Regions from separate parts of the Homo sapiens genome. Here region 1 is linked to region 2. Evidence: chromatin loops called from intact Hi-C (ENCODE). Cell type or tissue: endothelial cell of umbilical vein. All regions are shown on one strand. Links, peaks and the distances in the headings refer to the core of each region. The heading gives the core; the rest is flanking DNA.

The links. Hi-C counts contacts between places; a loop is a spot of excess contacts. Peaks named below come from ENCODE experiments on the same cell type or tissue, not always from the same donor. Only the 100,000 strongest peaks of a DNase experiment are listed, where the experiment ranks them.
Region 1: it touches region 2 in a loop (2.1-fold over the local background); 13 of 110 quality-filtered maps call a loop at or near these places.

The regions. Positions count from the first base shown.
Region 1 is chr5:69,261,521-69,277,799 of GRCh38, reverse strand. CDK7 (cyclin dependent kinase 7) reads right to left here. Exons shown (of 12, transcript NM_001799.4): 8 at 15,496-15,595; 9 at 8,507-8,593; 10 at 4,759-4,908; 11 at 1,110-1,257; 12 at 370-693. The coding sequence ends at 665. It also overlaps a transcript of CCDC125 not described here. Among named protein-coding and RNA genes, the nearest start is that of CDK7, 35 kb to the right of the region's middle. RefSeq lists an enhancer at 11,498-11,998. In endothelial cell of umbilical vein, for the core only: no CTCF peak of the experiment used is centred there; a DNase peak (open chromatin) is centred at 6,309.
Region 2 is chr5:69,316,406-69,332,684 of GRCh38, reverse strand. It overlaps CCDC125 (coiled-coil domain containing 125), which reads left to right. Exons shown (of 12, transcript NM_176816.5): 1 at 1-36; 2 at 12,105-12,448. The coding sequence starts at 12,145. Among named protein-coding and RNA genes, the nearest start is that of CCDC125, 8.3 kb to the left of the region's middle. In endothelial cell of umbilical vein, for the core only: no CTCF peak of the experiment used is centred there; no DNase peak of the experiment used is centred there.

The DNA of each region.
Region 1 (16,279 bases), core at 2,735-10,734, 55 kb after region 2:
CTACACCACTACTACATTTTTTTTTTTTTTGAGACTGTGTCTTGCCCTGTCACCCAGGCTGGAGTACAGTGGCGCCATCTTGGCTCACTGCAAGCTCTGCCTCCCGGGTTCTCGCCATTCTCCTGCCTCAGCCTCCTGAGTAGCTGGGACTACAGGCGCCCACCACCACGCCCAGCTAATTTTTTTTGTATTTTTAGTAGAGACGGGGTTTCACCGTGTTAGCCAGGATGGTCTCGATCTCCTGACCTGTGATCCGCCCGCCTCGGCCTCCCAAAGTGCTGGGAATACAGGCGTGAGCCACCGCGCCCGGCCAACATTTTTATTTTTAAACACTACCCATGCTACTACAGATTTGTGATACTATATGGGTCAGATCTTCCAAATAACTGGTAATAATTTTTATTAAGTTTTCCCTAATGCATTTTCAATTCTACATTTCAAGAGTATTGAACTTTTCTCACTTTTGCACTCTAATCAGAAAAACCAGAATTAAATTTTTATTTTAAAATACATTTAATAAAAATAACCCATAGTTTTACATATTTTACATGTGTAGAATATTTACAAACTCACTTCTACAGCATTTACTTAATGTTTACTATTTTTCCATTATTTGCCTTTTTGGCTATTTCCCTCAGTAGTAAAATGTTGTCCAGTGTTCTCTTTAAAAAATTAGTTTCTTGGGCAATCCTCCTAGGAAGCAAAAAGAACAAGAAAAAAAAAAGTTGTTCACATTTAACAAAGTTCACATTCTCATAGCAATTTTAACCAGTCACTGCATTCCAACTACATTATTTCACTGACACATTTTTTCCAGTAGCACTTGTTAAACATTTAGCATGTAGTTTACAGAAGGAATTTATGAAGGGAACAAGGTACACATACATAGTTCCCATAATTCTGAGGTATACACAAAAGCTGCCGAAGTATTCACAATGAAAGTAAACATACCTAAAACGGCACAGTCTCTCTACTTTATACAATTAAATTTATAAAAATTAAATAGCTAGCAAGCTACATTTCTTTGCTGTTGTTCAGTCGCTAGCCATACACGAGCTATTTGGAGTTTTCTAAATTCATTTAATTTCTTTTAAAAGTGGGAATCTTACCTTGTTCTAAGGCCTCTGTTCTTTTCCTTTTTATTGCCAAAGCTGGATTTGATTGCTCCTTTAAGGTTTCCACTGGACAGTTTGGTCTTGGCAGCTGACATCCAGGTGTTGGCCCTGGCCGATTACTGAAATACTTCATTTTCAGTGCCTTTTAAAAGAAAAGATACCAAAAGTAAGGTAGGTGAGTATCTGAAATGTGTTAAGGAAAATCTTACCTTCAAGATTATAGGGAGCATTAAAAATACTATGTGAATGCCCTCATTCCCAACAAAACAAAATTAATGTCAAGTATTTGCAAATGGAAATTACTACAAATAAATACCTAGGATCCTAAGATTGGCTGATAATTCCATTAAAAGACTGGCCGGGCACAGTAGCTCATGCCTGTAATCCCAGCACCTTGGGAGGCTGAGGCGGGTGGATCACATGAGGTCAGAAGTTCGAGATCAGCTTGGCCAACGTGGCGAAACTCCATCTCTACTAAAAATACAAAAATAAGCTGGGCGTGGTGGTGCATGTCTGTAGTCCCCACTACTCGGGAGGCTGAGGTAGGAGAATCGCTTGAACCCAGAGGCAGAGGTTGCAGTGAGCCGAGATCGCACCACTGCACTCCAGCCTGGGCGACAGAGCAAGGCTCCGTATCAAAAAAAGAAAAGAAAAAAAGACTCCCTTCTAATTTTTCCATAATTAAATAGCCTATACAGGCTGAATATATCTTATCTAAAATGCTTGGGACCAGAAGTGCTTCAGATTTTGGACTGTGGAATATTTGCATATACATGACGTACCTTGGGGATGGAAGCCAAGATTAAAAATGAAACTTATGTTTCATATACAGCTTATACATATAAACTGAAGGTAATTTTACACTTATTTTTTGTGGAGAATGGGGTCTTGCTATATTGGCCAGGCTTGTCTTGAACTCCTGGGCTCAAGCTATCCTCCCGCCTCCGCCTCCCTAAGAGCTAGGATTACAGGCGTGAGCCACCGCGCCTGGCTGAAGGTAATTTTATAAAATATTTTTAATTTGACAAAATTTTTAATTTTGTACATAAAACAAAGTTTTGTTAATGTCCTTATGTGTAGAATTTTCCACTTGTGGCATCACGTCATCATTCAAAAAGCTTTGGATTTTGGAGCATTTCAGATTTCGGATATTTGGATTAAGGATGCTCAACCTATACTAATTATGAGCTATCCTTAGTGAAATATTGTACATTTCCATTCTCTACATATTGAACTCTACAGTTCAAAATGCAAAGAGAGAAACTTAAAAAGAACTTACAAGTTGGCCACACTATCCATATATATTCAAATTCCAAGTCATGTAAAATATAAATTCTTAAAAAATAAGGCTTTTTAAAAAATACAGTAGGTTGGAACCAATGGATTCTAATTCAACAATCCATTGCAAATGGACAGAAATTTTACTTGGAAGGGCTTCTCCAAGATTATTTCTATTAATTACCAGGCCAATGTTCTATAATACATTTTCTCTTTTTTTCCCCCTACTATAGTGCTGTAGATACAATACATTTTCTTGACTTGGGTCCACAATTCTGATAAAAATAATTATATCCTAAATGACAAGTTTGTCAGGTCATGCTTGTCTTTTTTTTTTTTTTTGGATACAGAGTCTCACCCTGTTGCCCAGGCTGGAGTGCAGTGGCACAATCTTGGCTCACTGCAACCTCCACCTCCCGGGTTCACATGCTTGTCTATTTACATCAGCAGCATAGTGCTGTCCAGTGGCTACAATGATTTAAAATACTTCTGGCAGGGCGGGGTGGCTCATGCCTGTAATCCCAGCACTTTGGGAGGCCGAGGCAGATGGATCACCTGAGGTCAGGAGTTCGAGATCAGCCTCGATAACATGGTGAAACCCTGTCTCTACTAAAAATCCAAAAATTAGCCAGGCATGGTGGTGTGCACCTGTAATCCCAGCTACTAGGGAGGCTGAGACAGGAGAATCGCTTGTACCTGGGAGGTAGAGGTTGCAGTGAGTCAAGATCGTGCCACTGCACTCCAGCCTGGGTGACAGAGCAAGACTTCGTCTCAAAAATAAATAAATAAATACTTCCTTTAGGATAATCCTTTAAGAAAGATGAAGCCCATATAAACTTTGCAAGCATTCCTCACCACTCCCAATATTATTTGCAGTAATTTAGAGATTCCTTACTTCAACAGTTGCATTTTCATTTTTTATTTATTTACTTTTTGTAGAGATGATGTTTTGTCATGTTGCCCAGGCTGGGCTCCAACTCCTGGGCTCAAGCTATCCTTGCTCCTTCACCTCCCAAAGTGCTGGGATTACAGGTGTGAGCCGATGCACCGGCCTACAGCTGCATTTTTAAAGCATTACTTCTAAATCACAGCAGTTCTATATGCAAATTAGGCTAATTCTGGGCTAAAGATCTAAGAAAATACCTCATTCCAACTTTAATAAAGACATCCATGAAACAAAACTCACTTTAAAAACTTCATTCTATTAAAATACAACCCAAATACAACAACTAGTATTTTTCTGTTAAGTTTCAAACTATACTACCAATGAAAACAACTTTCTAGATAATTAAATGTGGTCTCAAGTTTATTATGATGGAAATAATATACATAGAAGTATGAGTGAAAAGGCAACAAATTACTTGTTTGAAATTAAAAGAGTATGTGTACACATGGACATAAAAATAATAAAGAAAAATTTTTTAAAAAAGAAATTAGGAGAATAATTCTAATGGTAAATACCCAGCATATACCTACCTACCTATCCATCTATATCTATCTATCCTTCCATCCATCCATCCATCTCCATATATATTCACATAGCACACATTGCTAAAAAGAGAAGGCTTATACAAGCAAGTGCATTAAACAATGATTTTGTAGCCTGGAACAAACCTAAAGAGAAAAAAATCTATTTTGTATGCTTAATATTACTGTACATTAATATGTTTCCATAAAGACCTGTGATCTCACTTTCATTAGTCTCTCCCTTCATGAGGTAAAATCACTGCACTGTGTTGTACAGTGCTCTGCCCTAAGTTATTCTAGGTCTTCCAAATTTTTCATGAGTTTGTTATTTCCTTTAAACAGCAGTTAGTTTCAGTTTTTGTTTTATTTCAAATATTTTTCAAGCTTTTGTAAGCATACAATTATATCTGACTATACCATTTCCTCCCCATTACCATGTTCTCAATGTGAGAATGATCAGCATGCATACCTGGATTGCATTATATAGGAAAGAAAAAATAAGCCGAACAAACTACTTTCAGCATTGCTACAAGATTTAAATGAATTTGTAAGAGCTCAACTGAAATATACCAGTTTCTTAACAAATAAAAAGCCTTGGTTTTCTTTTTCTAAGTAAAGTATTTACAAGCCAATTATGTGAAATAGACATGTATTTAAATGTCCCTAAGCAAGTGTAATAAGTGTAAACTCTCCTGTATCTCTGTGTGCATATAATTTAATCTCAGTCTTAATAGTGTTTGTAGTTTGGGGAAAAGATACAAAGTTTGTTATTTCTTAAAACAAAAACACATCTTTCCAGTATTTAAAAAATGTTAATTTTATGAAATTCTATTTTTATCAATGCTACAGTTAAGATTATTTTTATATTTCCTAGTATAAAAAAGATACACCAAAATACCTGTGTGGCCGTAATTCGAGCACATGGATTAAATAAGAATAAGCCTTGTATGAGATCTAGTAAGTCGTCTCCTGCTGCACTGAAGATGTGATGCAAAGGTATTCCAGGGAAACTCTTAAATGTCACATAATCTGGAAGACTACACATGTCCTGTAAAAATAATTTTGTAATTCAAACTTAAGGATTAAAGGCATATAGATTGCAAATGAAATAAATCATTTTCAGGTGATATGATGGTTTATATAGAAAATTCCAAGAAATCTATTAAAAAGTCCTAGAACTAGTAGTAAGACAAGGCTGAAAAGGATATAAATTGAAAATTTAAAAATCAATTGTAATTTTGTACACTAGCAATAAATATGTGGACATCAAAATTAAAAACACAGTACTATTTATAATCACCCCAAAAAGAAAAATGAAACAGGTGAAAAATGTAACAAAACATGTATAGGGTAATATACTATAAGCTATACAATGCTGATGAAAGTCATCAAAAGATCTCAATAAATGGTGAAACATATCGTGTTCACATATTGGAATATTCAACAGAGGAAGGATGTTAATTATCCTCAAATTGATTTGCAAGTCTAATGTAATTTTTATCAAAATCCTAGCAAAATTATCTTAGATATAGGACCAATTATTCTACAATTTATATGGAAAGGCAAAGGACTACAGTAGCTAAAATGATTTTGAAAAAGAACAATAAAGTGGGAGGACTCATTTTACCTGATTTCAAGATTTAACATATAGCTACTTTGATTAAGACTCTGTTGTATTGGCAGAGAGAGAGATACATAAATCAATGGAACTCAATAAAGGACTTAGAAATCCACACAAATCTGCCAAAAGGATTTTTGAAAAAAGTGAAAAACTAAATCAATGAAGAGACCGTCATTTCAACAAATACTGCTGGAACACTTCGACATACATGTGCAAAAATCTGAACTTGGCTGGGTGTGGCAGCTCACGCTTGTAATCTCAGCACTTTGGGAGATTGAGGCAGGAGGGTCACTTGAGCTCAGGAGTTCGAGACCAGCCTGGACAAGAAAGTGAGACCCCACTCCAACCTGGGGAACAGAGTGAGACTGTCTCAAAGAAAAAAAAAAACAAAAACTGAACCTTGCCCTAAGTCTCACACATCATATAAAGGTAAACTCTAAACAGATCTTGGACTTAAGTATAAAACTACAAAACTTGTAGAAAAAAATACAAAAAAAATTGTCACAGCCAAGGGCATAGTGGCTCATGCCTGTAATCCCAGCACTTTGGGAGGCCAAGGTGGGCAAATCGTTTGAGCTCACGAGTTTCAGACCAGCCTGGGAAACATGCAGAAACCCTGTCTCTACAAAAAACACAAAAACTAGCTGGGCGTGGTGGTGCATGCCTACAGCCCCAGCTACTCAAGAGGCTGAGGTGGGAGGATGGCTTGAGCCTGGGAAGTGGAAGTTGCAGTGAGCTGAGATCACACCATTGCACTGCAGCCTGGGCAACAAGCCAGATCTTGTCTTGAAAAAAAAAAAAAAAAGAAAAAAAAATTGTCAAAAAATCTTTGGGCTGGGCAAAAGAGCTCTTTGACTTGACACCAAAAGGATGATCAATTAAAGAAAAAGTGACAAACCTGATTACAATTTTGCAGAGGATGAAAAGGCAGCACGAGGGAAAACATCTGCAAACTACATACACTTTTTGGACTACTATCTAGAATATATGAAGAGCTCTCAATACTCAACAGTCAAAAATCAAAGAATCCAATCAGAAAATGGGGAAGAGACATTTAACTAAAGATGGCAAATAACCACAAGAAAAGATATTCAACACCATTAACCATTAGAGCAGTGAAAATTAAAATCAAAATGAGCTATCATGACACACTCATTAGAATGCCTAAAATTAAAAAGTGACAACACCAAATGCTGGAGAGGATTCCAAGAAACTGGAGCATTCATTTACTGCTGATGAGAATGTAAAACAGTATAGCTGCTCTGGAGTTTTGCAGGTTATTTAAAAATTAATATGTAACTACCATATGACTCAAGAACTGAACTCCTGGGCATTTATCCCAGAGAAATAAAAATATATTCTTATATAAAAAACTGTACATAAATGTTTAGAGCAGTTTTATTGGTAATAGCCCCACATTGGAAACAACACAAATATAGATGTCCTTCAATGGGTGAACGGTTGAAGAAACTGAAATAAATCCACACAATACTCAGCAGTTAACAAAAGAGAGAATGAATTATTAACATGCAATGACCTGAATGAACTTCCATTTATGATGGATATGAAAAAGTTAATCCCACAAAGTTATATATTGTGTGATTCCATTTATCCATTTACATAACATTCTTGAAATGACAAAATTACAGAGCTGGAGAACAAATTAGTGATTGCCAAGAGTTAAGGAGTAGGTAGAAGGAAAGTAAGCATAGCTATAAAAGAATACCATGAGAGATTCTTGTGGTGATATTCTGTATCTTGACTGTAGCATCCTGGTGTGATACTGTACTGATTTTATAAGATGCTCCCATCTTGTAAAAGCTAGGTAAAGGGTCCGTGAAATATGTCTGTAGTATTACTATTATAGTTTTGAGACAGGGACTCACTCAGTTACTCATGCTGGTAAAGCGCAGTGGTGCAATCACAGCTCACTGCAGCCTTGACTTCCTGGGCTCAAGCAATCCTCCTACCTCAGCCTCCTGAGTAGCTGGGACCATAATGTGTGCACCACCAAGCCTGGCTAAATTTTTTTAATTTTTGTTTTTTATAGACACGAAGTCTCACTATGTTGCCCAGGCTGGTCTTAAACTCCTGGGCTCAAGTGACCCATTTACCTCAGTCTCCCAAAGTGCTGGGATTACAGGCGTGAGCCATTGTGCCCAGCCACAATATATAATTGTGAATTATATATTCACAATTGCACGTGAATAATATTCTCAAAATAAGAAGTTTAATTTTTTTTTTTTTTTTTTGGAGACAGAGTCTCACTCTGTAGCCCAGGCTGGTCTCAAACTCCTGGCCTCAAATGATCTGCCCGCCTCAGCCTCCCAAAGTGCTGGGATTACAGGCGTGAGCCATCGCACCCACCAAGAAGTTTAATTTTTAAAAAATCAAAGAGAAACATCAGTAAGCAATTACTATTTAGAAAATCATGTTAGCCAAGTGCGCTGGCTCATGCCTGTAATGCCAGCACTTTGGGAGGCTGAGGCAGAACTGCTTGAGACGAGGAGTTTGAGACCAGCCTGGGCATCACGGTGAAACCCCATCTCTATTAAAAAAAATAATAATAATTTAAAAAAATCTAAGAGAAACATCATATATACATATATGTACACCTACATGTGTGCATGTGTGTGTAATGGGTTTTATATATATAATGGCTTCACACCGTGTATATATACGACGTGAACCCATTTTTGTCAAGGAGTCAAAGAACATGCAACCCTTTTATGTTCGTAGTGTGCTTATAAACTCCTAACATGACTTTACAATGAATTGTTAATAGTGATTACCCTGAGGTCAGGATTACTGGGGTGGGGGGAAAGGACTACATGTATACAAGAGGTTGATGGTATATCACAATTGTAACTTCTTACTTTATATACTTTATCATTTAAAGTGTTCTGAGTACATATTATAATGAATGTCTTTAATATTCACGTGACAGCACTATATAAAGTATATGACAGTTTAAGAACTTTACAGAGTCCTAATTACATTTCAAAGAAAATGCATAAAGGCTTACCGGCCACTGTTCCTCAGTTGGTGTGCCCAAAGTTTCAAATATTCTTGTTAGCTGATCAAGGTCTGAATCTCCTGGCAAAAAAGGAACCTGAAAGAAAGTAAGAGGGAGACTTTTCAAGGTGGGTTTTTTTTTTTTAATTTTTTTCTTTTTTTAGAGAGACAGAGTCTCGCTCTGTCACCCAGGCTGCAGTGAGTGATGCAATCCTGGCTCACTGCAACTTCCTCCTCACTTCAAGCGATTCTTCTGCCTCAGCCTCCCGAGTAGCTGGGACTGCAGGGGCATGCCACCATGCCTGGCTAATTTTTGTATTTTTAGTAGAGATGAGGTTTTGCCATGTTGGCCAGGCTGGTCTCGAAGCCCTGACCTCAAGTGATCTACCCACTTCAGCCTCCCAAAGTGCTGGGATTACAGGCGTGAGCCACCACGCCAGCCTTAGAGATGGGTTTTTTTTTTTTTTTTGAGACAGTCTCGCTCTGTTGCCCAGGCTAGAGTGCAGGAGTTCAAGCTCCGCCTCCTGGGTTCAGGTCATTCTCCTGCCTCAGCCTCCAGAGTAGCTGGGACTACAGGCGCCCGCCACCACGCCTGGCTAATTTTTTTGTATTTTTAGTAGAGATGGGGTTTCACCGTGTTAGCCAGAATGGTCTCGATCTCCTGACATTGTGATTTGCCCGCCTCGGCCTCCCAAAGTGCTGGGATTACAGGCGTCAGCCACCATGCCTGGCCTTCAAAGTGGTTTTTGATACCTGTTAGACAAATACTATAAATTTAATAAGAAAAACTTAAAAACTCTGCAACGAATATTGAAAATTTAGTACAAAGTGTATTGGGTACGTTATTAGATCCTACCACTGCTAACCAACAAAACAGCACCTTTACTATCCATTTTATTCACTCCAAATTTTAATAAACACTTCCCATATAACAGGCCTTGTGCTAAGCCTCAGGAATTAAAAGAGGAAAACGAGACATTCCCTGCCCTCCCCTTAGGTGGAGGTGGTAAGCAGTGCTGATACACATAAACAAGCATTTACAATTCGGTGTGTTGAGTAAGTACGAGATCCTAGACCACATGGAAAGAGCACCTAACTTACTCTAGATGGGTCAGGAGTTCAAGACCAGTCTGGCCAACATGCTGAAACCCTGTCTCTCTACCAAACATAGAAAAATCAGCCAGGCGTGGTGGTGCATGCCTGTAGTCCCAGCTCCTCAGGAGGCTGAGGCAGGAGAATCACTTGAACTGGGAGATGGAGGCTGCAGTGAGCAGAGATGGAGCCACTGCACTCCAGCTTGGGCGACAGAACAAGAATCCATCTTAAAAACAAAAAACAAAAAAACTAAAAGGATATTAAATAATATTACAACTATTTTTAGACATGCTAATTTTCTTCTTAAACCCAAAAGGATTATCTTTTGTTTTTTGTAGGGCACCTGTACCCTCACTTTGCAGGCCAAATTGTGGACAAGGTTGTAATTTAAACAAATTTTAAGAATTGGTGTGCTTTTGTATGATGTAAAAATGAAACTAAGCTGTCTGATGTATGGATTTCACACTCCAATTTGAACAAGCCTATGTAAAAAGACATTTATGAGAAAAAGTAGGAAAATCTGAATACAGACTTGATTTTATTAAGGAATTAATGTTCACTTTTTTCAGATGACAATGGTATTGTGGTTATGATTAAAGAATCCTTATAGATGGCCAGGTGTGGTGGCTCACTCCTGTAATCCCAGCACTTTAGGAGGGTGAGGCGAGTGGATCAATTGAGGCTAGGAGTTTGAGACCAGCTGGTCAACATCACAAAACCATTTTTACTAAAAAATACAAAAACTAGGCGGGTGTCATGGTGCACGGCTGTAATCCCAGCTACTTGGGAGGCTGAGGCACGAGAATCACTTCAGCCTGGGAGGCAGAGGTTGCAATGAGCTGAGATCACGCCACCGCACTCCAGCCTGGGCGACAAAGACTCTGTCTCAAAAAAAAAAAAAAAAAAAAAAAAAAAAGGAATCCTTATAGAGAAAAATACTAAAGAAACATGGATAAAATTACATGTTTGGAATTTGTGGCAAAAATATCTAGTGTGGGAGAGTACTGATAAAATGAATCATATGTTGAAACTATTGAAACTGGTTGATGAGTATAGATAGAGGCTCATTTTACTAGTCTTTGCTTTTGCATGTTTGAAAATATCCATACTAAGAAAACTATTTTTCCCTAAAGAAAGAGCTGCTTTGGGACTTAAGCTGTGTGTTTAAAATGTCTTATTTGTATTAAATACATGAACCTTGTTAAAACACTAAATAGTACTAAAGACTTATAATAAAAATTGGTTCTTTGACCCATCATCTCCCTCTCATTTTTGATAATTACGTAACTTTTGCTCAGTGCAGAGCCAAAATTAAGATTAATTCCCCTTCTTATACAATTTGGTTTTCCTAAAGGTAATGATTTCCTAGCCCTCCGCCACCAACTCCTAATGCCTGCTCTTTGACAACTTGGTTTATATAAAAGCTAAATATTCCAGTTATTAAATATCGATTTCTATATGACTAAACCAATCATATCCATCGGTTCCTTTTTTTTTTTTCCTGGAAGCCACCCCTGCTGAAGTCCTCACCCCACCTGCTCCAATCTGGACTAGCTACTCTCCAGGCCTGATGCATACCTGCTTTCCCAGAACTTTCCTTCACTATTAAATGAGAATTTGAACTGCCTTTTTCCTGTGTTGAATCTTATGTTCCCTGCATCTCATGTCTTCCCGTTGGTTTACTCTCTGCAACCTCTGCCTTGTGGGTTTAAGCACCTCACCTTCCCGAGTAGCTGGGATTACAGGCGCCCACCACCATGCCCAGCTAATTTTTGTATTTTTAGTAGAGACCGGGTCTCACCATGTTGGCCAGGCTGGTCTCGAACTCCTGACCTCAGGTGATCCACCTGCCTTGGCCTCCCAAAGTGCTGGGATTACAGGCATAAGCCACCGCACCCAGCCCTAAACTTTTTTTTTGAGACAAGGTCTGTCTCCTCTAATTCGGTGTGAATTTTTCGGTTCTGTTTTTCTCCTGTGCTGTCTCTGCACCAGCTCAGCTCAGCTCCCCAGCCTTCGCCGCCGCAGCCTCTTCAGCCTGCTGACCGCAAGTGCGCCCTCTAAAGGCCCCAAATGCCCTATACACACCAGGTGGAGAGTGCGGCAGCGCCTGCAGAGCCCAATTAAAGGTGAACCCCAGCCTGTTACCCAGGCTGGAATGCAGTGGCACAAACGTGGCTCACTGCAGCCTTGACAACCAGGCTCAAGCAATCCTCCCACTTCAGCCTCCCAAGCAGCTGGGACTACAGGCATGCACTACCAAGTCTGGCTAATTTCTTGATTTCTTTTTTTCTTTTTTTTTTAGCTAGTGTCTTGCTCTGTCACCCAGGCTGGAGTGATGTGGCACGATATCACCTCCTTGCAGCCTCAAATTCCCAGGTTCCAGTGATCCTGCCAACTCAGCCTCCTGAGTAGCTGGGAAAACACGCACTCAATACCATGCCCGGCTAATTTTTGTATTTTTGGTAGAGACAGGGTTTCACCACATTGCCCAAGTGGGTCTCAAACTCCTGAGCTCAAGTGATCCACCCGCCTTGGCCTCCCAAAGTGCTGGGATTACAGGAGTGAGCTGCCCTGCCTGGCCTAGATGTAAATTTCTGATGTAATAAATTGTAGTTACCCTCAGAGCAAACTGAAAATATGAACAGGCAAAGAATTCTAGGTTGAGCATCATTTTCCCTCACAATGTGAACACTTCCAGATTCCAGTGCTGCTGTTGAGAAGGCTCATGCCATTCTTTTTCCCTAATACTTTATTTTCTTTTCTATGTATGCTGCTTTTCTTCTCTGTGCAAATAAAATATTTTTCTTACCCCTTCGTATTCTGAAATTTCACAACAGTGTGTCTTGGCACAGGTTTTTTTTTTTCATGCAGAGCCTTTAGAATTTTTTTTTGAAAGTTTTCTTTGTAATTTTCATAATTGTACTCATTTTTTTTTTTATTTTTTGAGACGGAGTCTCGCTCTGTCACCCAGGCTGGAGTGCAGTGGTGCGATCTTGGCTCACTGCAAGCTCTACCTCCCAGGTTCATGCCATTCTCCTGCCTCAGTCTCCCGAGTAGCTGGAACTACAGGTGCCCGCCACCACGCCTAGCTAATTTTTTTTGTATTTTCAACAGAGACGGGGTTTCACTGTGTTAGCCAGGATGGTCTCTATCTCCTCACCTCGTGATCTGCCTGCCTCAGCCTCCCAAAGTGCTGGGATTGCAGGCGTGAGCCACCGTGCCTGGCCTTTTTTTTTTTAGACGGAATTTCACATTTGTTGCCCAGGCTGGAGTGCAATGGTGTGATCTCCAGCTCACTGCAACCTCCACATCCCGGGTTCAAGCGATTCTCCTGCCTCAGCCTCCTGAGTAGCTGGGATTACAGGCATGTGCCACCAAACCCAACTAATTTTGCATTTTTAGTAGAGATAGTGTTTCTCCATATTGGCCAGGCTGGTCTCAAACTCCCAACCTTGGGTGATCCACCCACCTCGGCCTCCCAAAGTGCTGGGATTACAGGCATGAGCTACTGCGCCCGGCCTCATAATTGTACTCTTCATGGCACTTTTAGTCTGACGATTCACATCTAGCAGTGCTTCACTATTTTGAGATTTCCTACCCTCCATTTTCCTTGTTTTCTGTTGGTACATTCTAGAATCCTGGATCAATCTGTTAATTTTATCTTTTCTCTACTATAGTCCATCTATCTTTTTATTGAGACAGGGTTTCACAATGTTATCCAGGCTGGTCTTGAACTGCTGGGCTCAAGAGATTCTCCTGCCTCAGCCTCGCACGTAGCTGGGACCACAGGTATGTACCACTGTGCCTAGCCATCTCTTCATCTTTTGATTTTAGTTAATGAAAGAGTTTTGCAGCTTACTTTCCCATTCCTTTCACTGTTTTTGTTTGCTTTTGGCTATCTTCTATTTTTAATAGTTCAAGTGTCTCTTATTTTATTGTTCCCCTTTTAAAAAAGTATGGTGTGCTTATTCTATAGATGCACTATAATCTCTTAGATCTCTGAATATTTGGAAAGGGGGCTGGGGGCGGTGAATTTTCTTCTGCTTTGGTTGTTTCCATTTTTTCCAAGTTTCTTTTTAGTTTGTTTCAGTCTGCCTTTCATTTTGGAAGTATTCATTACTATCTGAAGATCCTTAATAACTATCTGGTGATCCCTGGCTAAGCATTCATATGGGCAACATTTCTACCTTTTCAATTGAGCACAAGAACAGCTTAAAATAGGACAAAAGGTATGGCAGAAGAGTACAATTCTTTAGTCTGCATGTCATTTTCCTTATAACTTTAAAGATGATTCCAGCAACAATGCCAATGGCTAATAAATTTCCAAGTATGATTGTTAACAGGTCCACAATCTCTAACCTGTCTACTCTCAACTGCTGTCTCTCTTCATTTGCTTTCTCAATGGAGTGATCAGTCATAACATTAGGGGCTATGGAATTCTGTTTTCTTCTTGGCCATGAATGGATTGTGGTGGTTGATAAATTCTCAGTGTGAATTTCTGGTATACTCTATGTTCAGGTAAGTAGCAGTTATCATGCCAGCTGATTCACAGGACCCCCTGTTAGCACTGTGATTCCCATATTACCTTCCAAGTTTGAATGTGTGGGTTTCTTCTACAAATGCCCATTGGGTAAGTTTCTCAAAATGATGCACAGAATTTACTTTTTTTTATTTTAAGAGATTGGGGTCTTGCTATATTGTCCAGGCTTGCCTCAAACTCCTGAGTACAAGTGATCCTCCCACCTCAGCTTCCCAAGTAGCTGGGACTATAGGCGTGAGCCACCACTATGCTTAAACTAAACATTTTTAGTTTAGTGTTTTTCTCTTTGGTGTACAAAAGTTGTTTTCTGTGTTCAAGGAGATAAAAAAGCTATTCAATCTTGGTTTGAATTTCTTTAAATACATATGGCTTAAGGAGAGGGAGAGCAGGGGTCAGAATATGGAGAGAAAAAAACTAGCTTCAGAAGGATTCCCCTGTATCCCTTTACCTTCATCATTCGTAAGGGCTAGTCTTTCTGGAGATCTAAACTTCATAGCTAAAGAGAAGTTTCCAAGTCAGCATCTTTCTCTCTGGTGAGGGGAAGCAGGGGATTTTTTTTACTGTAAGATGATGGTCTCAGTCACAGAAATGCTATAGTAACATTGTATCTGTTCTGTTTCAACAGAACTAAAATAATGGTCTCACACAAGGCTTAAGTTATACAGAGTAGTAGCTGCAGTGGTTGGTATTATACATTTCCTAAAGCGCACTTAAAACAGACCCAAACAAAAAAACCCTCAGGAGGACAAAAGTTTATCTGAACATATTTAGTTGTTATAGAGATACTGCCATATTACAAGTGAATTTCTATGTTCTGAAGTATAAAACTTCTACAGTAAAGTTCTTATTGTCCTAAATGGAAGATATTCTCATTTCATATTAACATTAAAAAATGCTACATTTGGCTTTTTAAAAATTGGACTATTTGTAGGCTTTTTGTTGTAAAGACATTGGCAGGACAAGAATTCTTTTCTTTTTCTTTTTCTTTTTTTTTTTTTTTGAGATGGAGCCTTGCTCTGTTGCCCAGGCTGGAGTGCAGTGGCACAATCTTGGCTCATTGCAACCTCTGCCTCCCAGGTTCAAGCGATTCTCCTGTCTCAGCCTCCCGAGTAGCTGGGACTACAGGCACCCGCCACCATGCCCAGCTAATTTTTCTATTTTTAGTAGAGATGGGGTTTCACCATGTTGGCCAGGCTGGCTTCGAACTCCTGACCTCAAGTGATCCACCTGCCTCGGCCTCCCAAAGTGCTGGGATTACAGGCGTGAGCCACCATGCCTGGCCTAGGACAAGAATTCTTATACAAACTGTCAGAACAAATAACTGCAACAACAATATTAAAGTGCGTACATTAATTTAGACTTACCCTTAGAAGTAACTCTGCTAATATACAGCCAACAGCCCACATGTCCACACCTACACCATACATCCTAGCTCCAAATAGTAACTCGGGGGCCCGATACCACCTAAAGAACAAAAAGAATTAGTATCATTTTAGCATGAAATTATCAAAGCACTTCTATCTCTAGGGATGAACGATCCTTGTCTGTTTTCTGTTTTTAAAGGCAATCCCTTACTTTAAGGACTAGATACCATACTCTTTCATGAAGTTTTAAATATAATACTCTTGCAGTTCTCTCCTTTTTCTCCTACAGCAGTCTTTTGTTTTCTACTAGACTTTTCCCAACAATGTACAAACATACCAGTATTTTTCCAGTCTTAAACTTCTCTGGACCCTACCTCCCCTAATAGGTGCCTCCTCATTCTCTGCCCAGTTCAAAGAATTGTCTATTCTTACTGTCTCCAATTCCTTTTCTTCCATCCTCTCTTAAAACCTTTTCAGGCCGGGTGTGGTGGCTCACGCCTGTAATCCCAGCACTTTGGGAGGCCGAGGCGGGCGGATCACGAGGTCAGGAGTTTGAGACCAGCCTGGCCAACATAGTGAAACCCGTCTCTACTAAAAATACAAAAAATTAACCAGGCATGGTGGTGGGCGCCTGTAATCCCAGCTACTTGGGAGGCTGAGGCAGGAGAATTGCTTGAACCCGGGAGGCAGAGGTTGCAGTGAGCAGAGATCGCGCCATTGCACTCCAGCCTGGGCGACAGTGCCAGATTCCGTCTCAAAACAAAACACCACACACACATACACA
Region 2 (16,279 bases), core at 2,787-10,786:
GGACCTTGAGAGGGTACCCGGGGTCAGACCTGGCAGGTGGGAACCGGGAGTGGGGAGGACCCAGGGCAGGGGCGGGATGCGCAGATTCGTGGAAACTCTGCAGGTTGTGGACAAACTGCCCAAATCCTTTTCCCTGAATGCCAGTTTAATGGCCTCGTCTGATAAGAAAAAAATAAGAAATAGATTTCAGAGACCCTATTTCTCTCTCTGCCTCTCCACCTGCTTTACTTTTTTTCTCTTCTGTTAATTTTGAGCCTTATAAAACTATAGCGCCAGTATCCTGGTTTGGATCCTGAAACAGAAAAAGACATTAGTGGAAAAAATAATAAAGGCTGTGGTTTAGTTAATAGCACGTACCCATGTTAATTTCTTAATTTCGACAAATTGTACACAAATGTTGACATTAGAGGAATTTGGGTAAAAGGTACACAGGAATTCTTAGTACTATCTTTGCAATTTACTGTACATCTAAAATTATTCTAAAATGAAAAGTTAAGAAACAAAATCCTAAAGCAAAGTGCAGCAGGCCATTGTTCACCAGGGAGGGCTCAAGTTAGTTCCTCTTTGTCATGGAGTTAGGCATGTTTGACCAACTTGTTTGCTAAGGCAGAGTTGTCAGGCTACTGAATGTAGATTCTTCTGTCCAAAGGTTTCCGGGCAGGAATCGGTTTTCTCTTTCGATTCTGTCAAATATCTTTGGAACACATGTTGTGCATAAGCAAACGAGACACACAAAGTCTCTGCATAAGGGAATATACAGTCAGTCTAGGTCAGGTAGGAAGTAAGCACTATTAAAAAGATTCAGTAAAACCTCCCAGAACTGGGAAGACTCAGATGTGGAAGAAATCACATCTGGTCCAAGGGAGTCAGGAAGGCTACTGGAGGGAGTGCTGTCCTGAACTGAGGGGGCTCTGAGAAGAAACAGCATTCCTGGGGTGAAGAATGGCACCAATAGAGGCTTGCAGGTGACCAAGCTGAGCTGAGGGAGGAGCCCTGGGAGCAAGTGCAGTTCCTCTTACGTGGAAGCGCAGAGTACATCCAGGGAGTACTGCCAGATGAAACTGGAGGTGAAAACTGTAGCTTTGTTGTAGAAAACAGGGTGACACTTCAGTTGGATACATTATTTTTATTTTTATTTTTTTGAAACGGAGTTTCGGCTGGGCGCAGTGGCTCACGCCTGTAATTCCAGCACTTTGGGAGACCGGTGAGCAGATCTCCTGAGGTCTGGAGGTCTAGACCAGCCTGGCCAACATGGTGAAACCCCGTCTCTACAAAAATACAAATATTAGCCGGGCATGGTGGTGGGCGCCTGTAATCTCCGCTACTGGGGAGGCTGAGGCAGGAGAATCGCTTGAACCCAGGAGGTCTAGGTTGCAGTGAGCCGAGATCGCACCATTGCACTCCAGCGTGGGTGACAGACAATAGTGCTGTCTCAGCTCACTGGAACCTCCACCTCCCAAGTTCAAGCGATTCTCCTGCTTAGCCTCCCAAGTAGTTGGGATTAAAGGCGCCCGCCACCATACCTGGCTAATTTTTGTATTTTTAGTAGAGACGGGGTTTCACCATGTTGGCCAGGCTGGTCACAAACTCCTGACCTCAGGTGATCTGCCCGCCTCAGCCTCCCAAAGTGCTCGGATTACATGTGTGAGCCACTGTGCCCAGCCTACATTTTTTTTAAAAAGGAAAACAGGGTGACATTGACTACAATTATACATGCCATGGGAGCCATGGAATGTTTTACAGCAAGAGAGAGACATCATTCGGTTTGCACTTGGATATTATTGACTTGGCAGCAGTATGTAGGTTGGCTTGAAGTAGACCAATTAGGAAATTATCAGGCTAGCCTTGGGGAATTAAAGAGACGTTCCACCAGGGCAGTGAAATTAATGTGCAAAGAATGACATAGTTTGGGGAGATTTTTTTGGGTCTAGAAGACCTAGCAACTGAAGGCATGTGAAGACCAAAGAGGAAAAAACAATTCCAAAGTTTTGCTCCTGAGTGTTTTGGAGCATAGTTGATGCATTTGCAGAAATAGAGGACTCAGAGGGAGACCTGGAATGGGGGCTGGGAGGATAGTGAATTTTTTTTTTTTAGATGGAGTCTTGCTCTGTCACCCAGGCTGGAGTGCAGTGGTGCAATCTCGGCTCACTGCAATGTCTGCCTCCCGGGTTCAAGCGATTCTCCTGCCTCAGCCTCCCGAGTAGCTGGGACTACAGGTGCACACCACCGTGCCCAGCTAATTTTTGTATTTTTAGCAGAGACAGGGTTTCACTATGTTGGCCAGGCTGGTCTCGAACTCCTGACCTCATGATCCGCCCGCCTCAGCCTCCAAAGTGCTGGGATTACAGGCATGAGCCACCGTGCCCGGCGGTGAATTTGTTTTTGAGCAAGATGTGCTTGGATTGCTGGTGGAATATCCAGTTGGAGATGTGTATTTAAGATTAGTAAAAGAAGCCAAACATTTACAAAAGGGACAGGAAAAAGAAAAAGAGCCTTAGAGGACAGATATGAGAAGATATGAGTCAGGGAAGGAGGAGGATCAGATTTCTATTTCTAGGGGCTTCAGGAGTCAGGTGGACCTGGACTTAGTGAGTCAGTAGTGTCACAGCTCCTGCAAAGGTAGAGGAGACTGAGGAATGAAACTTGATCTTGGATTTATCTATGAGGAAGTCACTGGTCATCTTTTAAAGAGTTGTTTTAGTGGAAAAGTGAGACGACTGCTAACAGACTGTAATCTATTCATCCTACAGCCTTTCCCAAGTGGCCAGAGGACTGGACAAAGAGCCAGAAATATTGTTTCTAGTCCTGGCTCTGCTGCTAATTACCATTGTATTTGGGGCAAGTCACGTATGCCTGGGCTGGAATAGAAAAAAATACATCCGAGCTGGGCTCGGTGGCTCATGCCTGTAATCCCAGCACTTTGGGAGGCCGAGACAGGTGGATCATCTGAGGTCAGGAGTCCGAGACCAGCCTGGCTAACATGGTGAAATCCCATCTCTACTAAAAATACAAAAATTAGCTGGGTGTGGTGGCAGGCACCTGTAATCCCAGCTACTCAGGAGGCTGAGGTGGGAGAATCACTTGACCCAGGAGGCAGAGGTTGCAGTGAGCCGTGATCACGCCATTGCACTCCAGCCTTGGTGACAAGAGCAAAATTCCGTCTCAAAAAAAAAAAAAAAAAAAAAGACTTGAATCCTGGCTGGGCATGGTGGCTCACACCTGTAATCTCAGCACTTTGGGAGGCCGAGGCAGAAGGATTGCTTGAGCCCAGGAGTTTGAGACCAGCCTGGGCAATATAAGGAGACCTCGTCTCTACAAAAAATACAAAAATTAGCTTCTACAAGAACAAAAAAATTAGCCAGGTGTGGTGGCACATGCCTGTAGTCCCAGCTACTCGGGAGGCTGAGATGGGAGGGTCACTTGAGCCCAGAGGTCGAGGCTGCAGTGAGCTGTCACTGCACTCCAGCCTGGTCAACAGACTGAGACTCTGTCCATATAAAAATAAATACTTTAATCCTAAACGTTGACACATCTATTTTAGACAGCATATATTGATATGTTGGTTCAAGTCGTCTTTTAAAAGTCAAAGGTAGGCCGGGCGTGGTGGCTCACGCCTCTAATCCCAGCACTTTGGGAGGCCGAGGCCAGCGGATCATGAGGTCAGGAGATTGAGACCATCCTGCTTAACACGGTGAAACTCCATCTCTACTAAAAATACAAAAAATTAGCCGGGCGTGGTGGCGGACACCTGTAGTCCCAGCTACTCAGGAGGCTGAGGCAGGAGAATGGTGTGAACCCAGGAGGCGGAGCTGGCAGTGAGGTGAGATGGCGCCACTGCACTCCAGCCTGGGTGACAAAGCGAGACTCCATCTCAAAAAAAAAAAAAAGTCAAACGTATAAAGTATGAAGGAACCTCTGTGTTTATCTATTCAAGATTACCATATAGTACAGAATCAGCTGTAGATATTCTTAGATTTTGTAGTACTGTTAAAATACAATATTATAAAAATGGTATATGGAAAAATACTCTAATCCTACTAATTTATTTTTATCTTTTGTTTTTCTTCTAATCTTTGTTCTAGTACAGACAACTTTGAATTCTGCTTTTTATGTTTTACACTTGTATATGTGAGCATTTATCATGTTGCTGCCTAGTCTATACTACATAGTATTTTTATTTTTATTTTTATTTTATTTTTATTTTTTGAGATGGGGTTTCACTCTTGTTGCCCAGGCTGGAGATTATTCTTAAACTATGTTAAATACACTATAACTCTAATACTTATTTAATTAATTTTGTTTAATTACATAGTATTTTATAAAGTTGTTAAACCAAGATTTAACTATTTCTTTATTGTTCAACATATTTTATTATTTTCTAATTTTGTCCAATTAGAAATTAAATGGTAGAGTAAATTGCTGAATGCATTGAACATAAAACAGGCATAAATACAGACTCATTTTAATTTAAAAAATTAAAACAAAAAAAGTCCAGGCTTGGTGGCTCACGCCTATAATCCCAGCACTTTGGCAGACAGAGGTGAGCGGATGGCCTGAGGTCAGGAGTTTGAGACTAACCTGGCCAACATGGTGAAACCTTGTCTCTACTAAAATACAAAAATTAGCTGGGCATGGTGGCAGGTGCCTATAATGCCAGTTACCTGGGAGGCTGAGGCACAAGAATTGCTACAACCTGGGAGGCGGAGGTTGCAGTGAGCTGAGATTGCGCCATTGCACTCCAGCCCTCAATAAAACCAAAAGGACACTTTTATTCCTAGCAAAACCTAATAGTCTGGAGAACATGTTCCATGGAGCACACTTTGGAAAATGCTGATACAGAAACAATTTTAGAGCTCTGAAGAACCAAAAATCTAGTCCCCTAAATTGACAATTGAAGAAAATAGTATTCAAATTCAATAAACATTGATTTGGCTACCATAGTTGATTTCAAATATATCAGTGGTGCCCAAAAATGTCCCAATAAAGTAGTTATGCTTAAACCCCTGTTAAGAAATAAAACAGGCTCTAAGAAGTTAAATGACTTACCCAAGATCAAAAAGTGGCAAGTGGTGAAGTGAGATTTGAACCCAGACCTCTCGAGTCAGTGCCTTCTCCGTTAACACATCCTGCTGCTTCCCTGGTCATCAACCCTGAATACATTAAACTGGTTGGATAGTTTAGTGACTTCAAATATTTTCACTTTCTTGGAAGTAATGTGTTTCAAAAGTGAAGTTTAATTTGTATGGTATTTCATGTTACCTTACTATCAGCATATAAAAAGTGGGAGAATAGGCCAGGCGGGGTGGCTCATGCCTGTAATCCCAGCACTTTGGGAGACCGAGGCAGGCAGATCATGAGGTCAGGAGATCGAGACCATCCTGGCTAACGCGGTGAAACCCCATCTCTACTAAAAATACAAAAAATTAGCCGGGCGTGGTGGCGGGCACCTGTAGTCCCAACCGCTCAGGAGGCTGAGGCAGGAGACTGGCATGAACCCGGGAGGCGGAGCTTGCAGTGAGCCGAGATCTCGCCAGGGCACTCCAGCCTGGGCGACAGAGCAAGACGCTGTCTCAAAAAAAAAAAAAAAAAAGTGGGAGAATATACAGTCAGCAGTCCCTGAAGTTACATTTTATTTTATTTATTTTTAGAGACAGGGTCTTGCTCTGTTGACCAGACTAGAGTGCAGTGGCGTGATCACAGCTCACTGCAGCCTTGACTTCCCACCTCAGGCTCCCGTGTAGCTTGGGACTACAGGTGTGCACCACCATGCCCAGCAGTTTTCTTTTTTTCCTTTTTTTGTAGACATGAGGTCTCACTGTGTTGCCCAGGCTGGTCTGAACTACTAGGCTCAAGCAGTCCTCCTTCTTTGGCCTCACAAAGTTCAGGGATTACAGACATGAGCCACCATTCCCAGCCTGAAGTTAAGTTTAAGAAACAGTAGGCAGGGATAAAAAACAAACAAAACAACAACAAAACCTCATTATATTCAACTCTGAATAGCAGGAAGGCGTACCCATGATGCCTGAATTTATGTGGTGCATTGAAAAATATTCTTAGCTAACTCTACAATTGCTTACTCTTTCCTTTTACAGCTTTTCCCCCTTATATTGACCAATTCCATTTTCTTCTCTGCTGCCTGCCTAATCCTGACCACACCCTTCTTAACACAGGCCAGAGGTTGCCCTTAACAAGCAGGAGTCTACTGCACTAGAGGTAAAACACAGCCTCTCAAGGGATTATTCTTTGATTCAATAAATATCTTCTTATCTACCTTGACAAAATAGGTAAATCTCCTTTTTAAGGAAATAATCTTGTAAAAGAACCAAGATGATTTTATAAAAATCTGGGAAAAAGTGGATCCAGAATCTGTTAGATGTTGCTCAAACTAGATATTTTAGACTTTTACTTTAAGTTCTATTTGAAGTCATAAATAATAGAAACTTGGTATACTCTGATGTTAATTTCATTGAAATTCTCCAAATAATACAAAACAGTGGCTAAGAGTGTTGGCTCTGACATCAGATATCTGGATTAAAAATCTGTCTCTGGGCCAGGGGTGGTAGCTCATGCCTGTAATCCCAGGACTTTGGGAGGCTGAGGTGGAAGGATCCCGTGAGGTCAAAAGTTCAAGACTGGCTGGCCCGAGACCCTGTTTCTACAAAATGAATTAAAAATTAGCCTGGCAAGGTGGTACACATCTGTAGTCCCAGCTACTTTGGAGACTGAGGTGGGAGAATCACTTGAGCCTAAGAGGTCGAGGCTGCAGTGAGCTGTGGATGCCATCACTGCACTTCAGCCTAAGCAATGAGCAACAGAGTGAGATGCTGTCTCTCTTTTTTTTTTTTTTTTTTTTTTTTTTGAGACAGAGGGTTTTGCTTTTTCACCCAGGTTGGAGTGCAGTGACACGATCTTGGCTCACCGCAACATCCACCTTCTGGTTTCAAGTGATTCTCCTGCCTCAGCCTCCCGAATAGCTAGGATTACAGGCACCTGCCACCACACCTGGCTAATTTTTGTATTTTTAGTAGAGATGAGGTTTCACCATGTTGGCCAGGCTGGTCCTAAACTCTTGACCTCGTGATCCGCCCACCTCGACCTTCCAAAGAGCTGGGATTACAGACGTGAGCCACTGTGCCCAGCCCGAGACCCTGTCTCTTAAAAAAAATCCATCTCCACTTCTGGTTGACTGTGTTACTCAGTCTCTGTCTGCTTCAGTTTAATTTTCGTACTTAATAATGGTATTTTCTTGCAGAGTGTTTGTAAAGAATAAATATAATCTAAGGCACTTAAAACTGTCTAGCACATGGAAAGCAGGCAACAAGTGCTAGGTATTATTACATCTTTTTTTTTTTTTTTTTTGAGACAGAATCTCACTCTGTTGCCCAGGCTGTAGTGCAGTGGTGCAAGCTCGGCTCACTGCAACCCCTGCCTCCCGGGTTCAAGCCATTCTCCTGCCTCAGCCTCCCAAGTAGCTGGGACTACAGGCATGCACCACCACACCTGGCTAATTTTTTGTATTTTTTAGTAGAGATGGGGTTTCACCATGTTGGCCAGGCAGGTCTTGAATTCCTGACCTCACGTGATCCGCCCACCTTGGCTTCCCAAACTGCTGAGATGCAGGCATGAACCACCACACCCAGCCTAATGAGTTTTGATAAGTGGCCACTGTGGTGAAGATATAGAAGTTTTCCATTACCCCAGAAAACTTCCCTCATGCCCTTTGTGGTCATTTCTCCAATGCCAAGCAACCATTAATTTGTTTACCATCATTGTGTGTTAGTTTTCCCAGTATTTCATACAGTATGTGCTGTTGTTTATTTATTTATTGTTTTAATTAGTGATGGGGATCTCGCTATGTTGCCCAGGCTGGTTTCGAACTCCTGGCCTCAAGTGATTCTCACACCTCAGCCTCCCAAAATGCTGGGATTACAGGTGGGAGCCACCACATCCGGCCTAGTATGTGCTTTTTTGTTAGCGTAATGTCTGGGAAATTCATTGCATATATCGGAAATGCATTGCATGTGTAATGCATATGTCAGAAATGCGTTGTTCTTTACTGACAAATATATTCTGTTGTATGGACAGACCACAGTTTCTTTGTTTTACTGCAGATGGACACTTGGGTTGTTTCCAATTTTTGACAAATTGAGTGATGTATGAATATTCATGCACACATCTTTGTACGGACATGGGGTTCTGTTTCTCTTGAGTAAATCCTGAAGAATGCAGTTGCCAGGTCACATGTTTGTAAGAAGCTATCAAATTGTTTTCCACAGTGGTTGTACCATGTTTTACTCACATCACCAATGTATGAGAGTTTCAGTTACTCCACATCCTCAGCAGCACTTGGAATTGTCAGTGCGGTGAGGTGGAATCTCACTGGGGTTTAAGTTATAATTGCCTGATAACTAATGATGCTGAGCATCTTTCCATCCATGTATCTTCTTTGATGACATATCTGTTCAAATCTTTTAAGGGTATTTGTTTTTAACATTGAAAATATATGGCATTTTGATCCTAAAAATGACAGAAATTCCTTAATACATGGTCAGATTTATTTGGTGTCTACATAAGGTTTAATAGTGGAAGAATAGAGAGATCTCCACAACAAATGCAAGACTGAGATTAAATGTCTTTCGAAGTTTTGGAAGCAACTACTTAAACAGCAGGATATTTAGAGAAAAATGTTAGACATGTTTATACCCCCACACCCCACTTTTTTTTTTAATGAGCCTTGAGAGAAGGATGAAATATTTCTAAATAGCTATAGCAAAGCAGCTGTTTTGAAATGCCTGGTGGTGAAAGTCCCTCTTAACTGCACTCTGTCCTGGAGGCACAAGGTTGAGCATTTCTGCTTCTCCCGGCTGCTTCACTGTCACCAGGTAGGTGACTAGGGTGGTCTCCACATGGGGAGGGCTCAGTGATACTAGTTGATCTGTAGGCATTTTTGCCAGGAGAAGTTTTCTGCTGGGAAGAAAGGCAGGCATAACTCCTCTGTATCTGCTGTGGAGTCCTGCTAGGGTGCCGGTTTTGTTTTTCTGCCCTAAAAGCAAGTACAGTCTAACCAAACCTGCTGTGCGTGGCCTGAGGTGGGATAGGAGCTCCGTGAGTTCCACATTGGTTGATTCAACCAACCAGGGTTGAAAATATTTGGAAAAAAAAATCCACAGTGTTCCAAAAACAAAGACGAATTTGCAGGACTCAGAGTACGAGGTTAAATCCACGGGAATGAAGTGATGTATAGGCAGTGTATTAGATATTATACGTAATTTAGAGACAATTGAAAATATATATAAAGTACACAGGAGGATGTGCCTAGATAATATGCAAATATGATACCTTTTTGATTAACAAATTAACAAATTTTTTTTTTTTTGAGATGGAGTCTTTCTCTGTCGCCCAGGCTAGAGTGCAGTGGCGCAATCTCGGCTTACTGCAACCTCTGTCTCCCAGGTTCAAGCAATTCTTCTGCCTCAGCCTCCTGAGTAGCTGAGATTACAGGCACACGCCACAATGCCCGGCTAATTTTTTTGTATTTTTAGTAGAGATGGGGTTTCACCATATTGGCCAGACTGGTCTTGAACTTCTGACCTCAAGTGATCCGCCCACCTTGGCCTCTGAAAGTGCTGGGATTACAGGCATGAGCCACCGCGCCAGGCCGAACAAAAAATTTTTTGAGATAGAATGTTGCTCTGTAGCTTAAGCTGGAGTGTGGAGGCACAGTTATGGCTCACTGCAGCCTCCACCTCCCAGAGCCAAGCAATTCTCCCACCTCAGCCTCCTGAGTAGGCGTGTGCCACCAGCTAATTTAAAAAAAAATTTTTGGGCCAGTGCGGTGGCTCACACCTGTAATCCCAGCACTTTGGGAGGCCAAGGCGGGTGTATCATGAGGTCAGGAGTTTGAGACCAGCCTGACCAACATGGTGAAACCCCGTCTCTGCTAAAAATACAAAAATTAGCCGGGTGTGGTGGCGCGTGCCTGTAATCCCAGCTACTCAGGAGGCTGAAGCAGGAGAATTGCTTGAATCCAGGAGGCGGAGGTTGCTGTGAGCTGAGATTGCGCCACGGCACTCCAGCCTGGGCGACAGAGCAAGACTGTCTCAAAAAAAAAAAATTTTTTTTTTGTAGAGACAGGTTCTCACTGTGTTGCCCAGGCTGGTCTCAAACTCCTGGGCTCAAGCAATCCTCTAGCCTCAGCCTCCCAAAGCCTTGGTATTACAAGTGTGAGCCACCATGCCTGGCTAAGAATTTGAGGATCCAAGGAAATACACAGGGGTCCTGGAACCAGTTCCCCTTGAATTCCTTGGGATGATTGTATTTCAGTTTGTTTCTTTATTCCTCTCTTCCTTTATTCAGTTACTAAACAAGTATTTATTGAATGTAGAGTATATCTGCTCCCCACCCCCACGTGGTGCCTCACTCCTGTCATCCGAGCTACTCCAGAGGCTGAACTGGGAGAATCACTTGAGCCCACGAGTTGGAGACCAGCCTGGGCAACATGGTTAGACCTCATCTCTCAAACAAACAAATGAAAAAAAAAACCCAGCTGGGCGCGGTGGCTCATGCCTGTAATCCTAGCACTTTGGGAGGCCGAGGCAGGCAGATCACCTGAGGTCAGGAGTTCGAGACCAGCTTGACCAACATGGAGAAACCCCGTCTCTACTAAAAAAAAAATAGAAAATTAGCCGGGCATGGTGGCGCATGGTTGTAATCCCAGCTACTTGGGAGGCTGAGGCAGGATAATCGCTTGAACCCGGGAGGCGGAGTTTGTGGTGAGTCAAGATTGCGCCACCACACTCTAGCCTGGGCAACAAGAGCGAAGCTCCGTCTAAAAGAAAAAAAAAAGAGTTCTGAAATGTTAAATACTTATAATTGGATTGCAAGGGCATTTATGTGCGAGTGCATTGCTAGGATATTCATGCCTGTATAATACAGAAAGAAACTTTTTTCCCTGAAAAATTCAGCTTTATTATACAGTTATGCACCAAATTATGTTTCAGTCAATGACAGACCACATAGACAGTGGTGGTCCCATAAGATACTATTGTATTTTTACTGTTCCTTTTCTATGTTTAGGTATGTTTACATACACAAATATTGACCCATGTGTAACGATTTCCTACAGTATTCAGTGCTATACCATGTTGTACAGGTTTGTAGACTAGGAACTATAGGCTCTACCATGTAGCCCAGGGGTATAGTAGGCTATACCATCTAGGTTTGTGTATGTATGCTCTATGGTGTTCACACAACGACAAAATTGCCTAACAACACATTTCTCAGAATATATTCCCATCATTAGGTGACACATGACTTTACTGATGGGTTTTCTTCATTTTGTTTGTTAGGTTTTTTGTTTTTTTAATTGAAAATTGACAGATTATGGCTGCCTATATTTATGAGGTACAAAGTGATGTTATGATTTATGAATACAATGTGGAATAATTAAATCAAGTTGATTAACATATCCATCATCTCAAATACTTATCATTTTTGTGGTGAGAATATTTGAATTTTATTCTATGAGCAATTTTGAAATGTTCAATACATTTTTGTTATATTCACCATGCTGTGCAATGTATTGCAAAGGAAAAAACCTTATTCTTCCTGTCTAACTAGGACTTTGTGCCCTTTGACCATCATTTCCCCATTCCTCCCATCCCCCAGCCTCTGGTAACCACCATTTTTCTTTCTGCTCCTTTGAGTTTGATTGTTTTTTATTTTATACATAAGGAAGAACGTGGTATTTGTCTTTCTGTGTCTGGCGTATTACACTTAGCATAATGTTTTCTAGTTCCATCCATGATGTCCCAAGTGACAGGATTTCCTTCTTTTTCAAGGCTGACTAGTATTTCATTGTGTACACACGCACACGCACACACACACACACACACACACCCCACACCATATTTTCTTCACCTGTTCATCTTTGATGGACACTTAGGTTGATTCCATATCTTGGCTATTGTGAACAGTGCTACAGCAAACATGGGAATGTAGACATCTCTTTGACATACTGATTTCAAATGTTTTGGGTAAATATCGAGAGGTGGGGTTGCTGGATCTACTGATGTTTTCCTAACTACTGTTTTTCTTAACTACAGACAGCCCATTTTTTCTTATGATAAAGACGGCATTTGGCTCATGAGCAAGGTGGCAAGATCATCAAGTGAGTCAGACGTGCAGCTCTGGGAAACAGAAGAGGATGACATGACAGAAGGTGATTTAGGGTATGGCCTCGGAAGGAAACCTGGTGGGATTTATGAAATAGAATTTTCACATAGGTCTAGAAAAAGATCAGATGGAAAGAACTTTAGCCCTCCTCCATTTCCGAGAAAGGGAGAAGAAAGAAATGAAGCGAGTTTTCAGTATTCCAAGCATAAGAGCCAGCAAGATACATTCCCTCAAGTGTCCAGAATTTCCAATTACAGACGACAAAGTAGCACTGGTAAGAATGCTGAATTTCCTCTCCTTTCTTTCTCCTGTGCATAGTATCAAAGCTATAACCCTTCCAAAATCTAAAATAAATAACCATATTGGATTTTAGATTTTCTTTTTTTTCTGGACGGAGTCTTGCTCTGTCACCCAGGCTGGAGTGCAGTGGCACGCGATCTCGGCTCACTGCAACCTCCACCCCCCGGGTTCAAGCGATTCTCCTGCCTCAGCCACTGGAGTAGCTGGGATTACAGGCATGCACCACTACACCTGGCTAATTTTTGTGTTTTTAGTAGAGGCGAGGTTTCACCATCTTGGCCAGACTGGTCTCAAACTCCTGACCTCAAATGATTTGCCTGCCTCGGCCTCCCAAAGTGCTGGGATTACCGGCATGAGCCACTGCACCCAGCTTTTAGAAATTTATCTTTATTCATCTCTTGGGATTGGTGGTAGTATAAAAGTAGTTGATAGCCGGGCGTGGTGGCTCACGCCTGTAATCCCAGCACTTTGGGAGGCTGAGGCAGGTGGATCACAAGGTCAAGAGATCGAGACCATCCTGGCCAACATGGTGAAACCCTGTCTCTACTAAATATACAAAAAATTAGCCGGGCGTGGTAGCAGGTTCCTGTAGTCCCAGCTACTCGGGAGGCTGAGGCAGGAGAATGGCATGAACCCGGGAGGCGGAGCTTGCAGTGAGCCAAAATGGCACCACTGCACTCCAGCCTGGGCGACAGAGCAAGACTCCATCTCAAAAAAAAAAAAAAAAAGTAGTCGATGTTTATATTTCTAAATATTGTACAGTACAGTAGTTATGCATCTAATATATTAATGATATCTATAAATGATTACCAACCTTGCCTTTTTTGTGAAGTACTTTTTTTTGCAGTCAAATATTTACTGGGCATCATTAGGTGTCAGGCACAGGTCCAATTTCTGAGAATAATGTCAGTAAACAAAATAGACAAAGGCCCTAATGTCATGGATTTCACATTCTAATAGAGGAGATAGAAAATAAACCTGCAGGCCGGGTACAGTGGCTCATGCCTGTAATCCCAGCACTTTGGGAGGCTGAGGCGGATGGATCACTTGAGGTCAGGAGCTTGAGACCAGCCTGGCCAACATGGCAAAACCCCATCTCTACTAAAAGTATAAAAATTAGCTGGGTGTGGTGGCACGTGCTTGTAGTCCCAGCTACTCGGGAGGCCGAGGCACAAGAATTGCTTGAACCCGGGAGGTGGAGCCAAAATTGTACCACTGCACTCCAGCCTGGGCAACAGAGCAAGACTTTGTCTCAAAAAAAAAAAAAGAAAAAAAACCAAAACCCTGCAAATCAACAGATGTGTAACATTGGGCAGTGGTAAGTGAAGGGATAGTGAGTGATTATGGGGAATGGGGTGCTAGTATTTCAGGCCAGGGTTAGGAAGGCTTCTGTAAGGAGGTGACATTTTTTTTCTTTTTACTTTTCTTTTTATTTTTTATTTTTATTTATTTATTATGAGGTGGAGTCTCACTCTTGTCGCCCAGGCTAGAGTGCAGTGTCACAATCTCGGCTCACTGCAACCTCCGCCTCCTGGGTTCAAGGTATTCTACTGCCTCAGCCTCCTGAGTAGCTGGGATTACAGGTGCCCGCCCCCATGCCTGGCTAATTTTTTTTTTTTTTTGTATTTTTAGTAGAGATGGGGTTTCACCACGTTGGCCAGGTTGGTTTCAAACTCCTGACCTCAAGTGATCCGCCCACCTCAGCCTCCCAAAATGCTGGGATTACAGGCATGAGCCACCGTGCCTGGCCTTTTTCTTTTTTAAAAAGAGACAGTCTCACTGTGTCACTAAGGTGGAGTGCAGTAGCATGATCACAGCTCACTGCAACCTCAAAGTCCTGGGCTTAAGCAATCCTCTTGCCTCAGTCTCCTGAGTAGCTGAGACTACAGGCATGTTCCACCATATCCGGCTAATTTAAAAGAAATTTTTTCGGCCAGGTGCTGTGGCTCACGCCTGTAATCCCAGCACTTTGGGAGGCTGAGGCGGGTGGATCATGAGGTCAGGAGTTTCAGACCAGCCTGACCAACATGGTGAAACCCCATCTGTACTAAAAATACAAAAATTAGCCAGGCATGGTGGCGTGCACCTGTAATCCCAGCTACTCAGGAGGCTGAGGCAGGAGAATCACGTGAACCTGGGAGGCGGAAGTTGCAGTGAGCCGAGATCGCACCACTGCGCTCCAGCCTGGCGACAGAGCAAGACTCAGTCTCAAAAAAAAAAAAAAAAAAAAAAAAAAATTCTAGAGACAAGGTCTCACTATGTTACCCAGGCTGGTCTCAAACTCCTGACCTCAAGCAGTCCTCCCACCTTGGCCTGAGCACCAGAATGAAGGGGAGAGTAAGGCAGTGGATCTTTGGGAAAGGAGTGTTCCAGGAAGAACAGAGATGCTTCTGGTTATTTTAGGAGGTCATGAAACTCTCAAAAATTGTCAAAACAGTTAGTCTTAATTTATCATAACCAAAAAGAAATTATACCTTACCTTATGGAAATAATAAAATTTAGCATCGTATTTTGATAAAATGTTACAACTCCAAAATGATCGGGAGTCTGTGGATAAGCCCATGCCTGTACCATGGCACCAGCTGTTATCTGGCTAAATATTTTGTAATCTATGTTGTAAAACTTCCTCTTCTGAAACTTCCCCTCAAAGTTGAACAAACACAAATTAGAACAACATGAGAGTGATTTAAGAAACATGGTTTCAGATTTACAAAAATACGTGGTAGCTCGTGGTAGCTCAGGGTTCATCCCCATCCTTCAACATCCCTCTTGAAATCAGAATGGGATTATTTTTATATTTTTCTTCCAATTCCTTATTGTGTATAGAGAATGGATACTGTTTTGAAAGCAAAATGTTGGAAACTGAGCATGATGCTAAGATGCCTTTATAAAAACATGAAGATGCCAGGTGCGGTGGCTCATGCCTGTAATCCCAGCACTTTGGGAGACTGGGGTGGGTGGATCATGAGGTCAGGAGTTTGAGACCAGCCTGGCCAAGATGGTGAAACCCCGTCTCTACTAAAAATACAAAAAAATTAGCTGGGCATGGTGGCAGGTGCCTGTAATCCCAGCTACTTGGGAGGCTGAGGCAGGAGAATCACTTGAACCTGGGAGGCGGAGGTTGCAGTGAGCCAAGATCACACCACTGCACTCTAGCCTGGGCAACAGAGCAAGACTCCATCTCAAACAAACAAACAAACAGCATGAAGAAACACTGGGGTATAAATAAGATTTAAATAGTAATAGTATGAGTTCCCATTTTGTTGGGTTATGAACTTTTCTTTTTATTAAAGTTGGCCCTATCACTAATAGATAATTTCCAAAATACCACACATTTAATGGCTTAAAACAACACAAATTTATTATTTTACAGTTCTGTAGGTCAGAAGTCCCAAACAGGCTACGTCTGGTAGCTGATGCCTATAATCCCAGCATTTTGGGAGGCCGAGGTGGGAGAATCACTTGAGGCCAGGAGTTCGACACCAGCCTGGTCAACATAGAAAGACCACACTCCACAAAAAAAAGTTTAAAAATTAGCAGGTGTAGTAGTGTGCACCTGTAGTCCCAGCTACTTGAGAAGCTGATGCAGGAGCACTGCAGCCTGAGCAATAAAGCAAGACCCTCTCTCTGTGGGAAAAAAAGTCCCAAATAAATTTCAGTGGGCTAAAGCCAGGGTGTTGGCAGGGTGCGTTCCTTCTGGAGGTTCAGTGGGAAGACTCTACTCCTTTGCCTTTTCTAGCTCCAGAGGCTACTGCATTCCTTGGCTCATGGCCCCCTCCCCATCTTCAAAGCCAACGATGGCTGA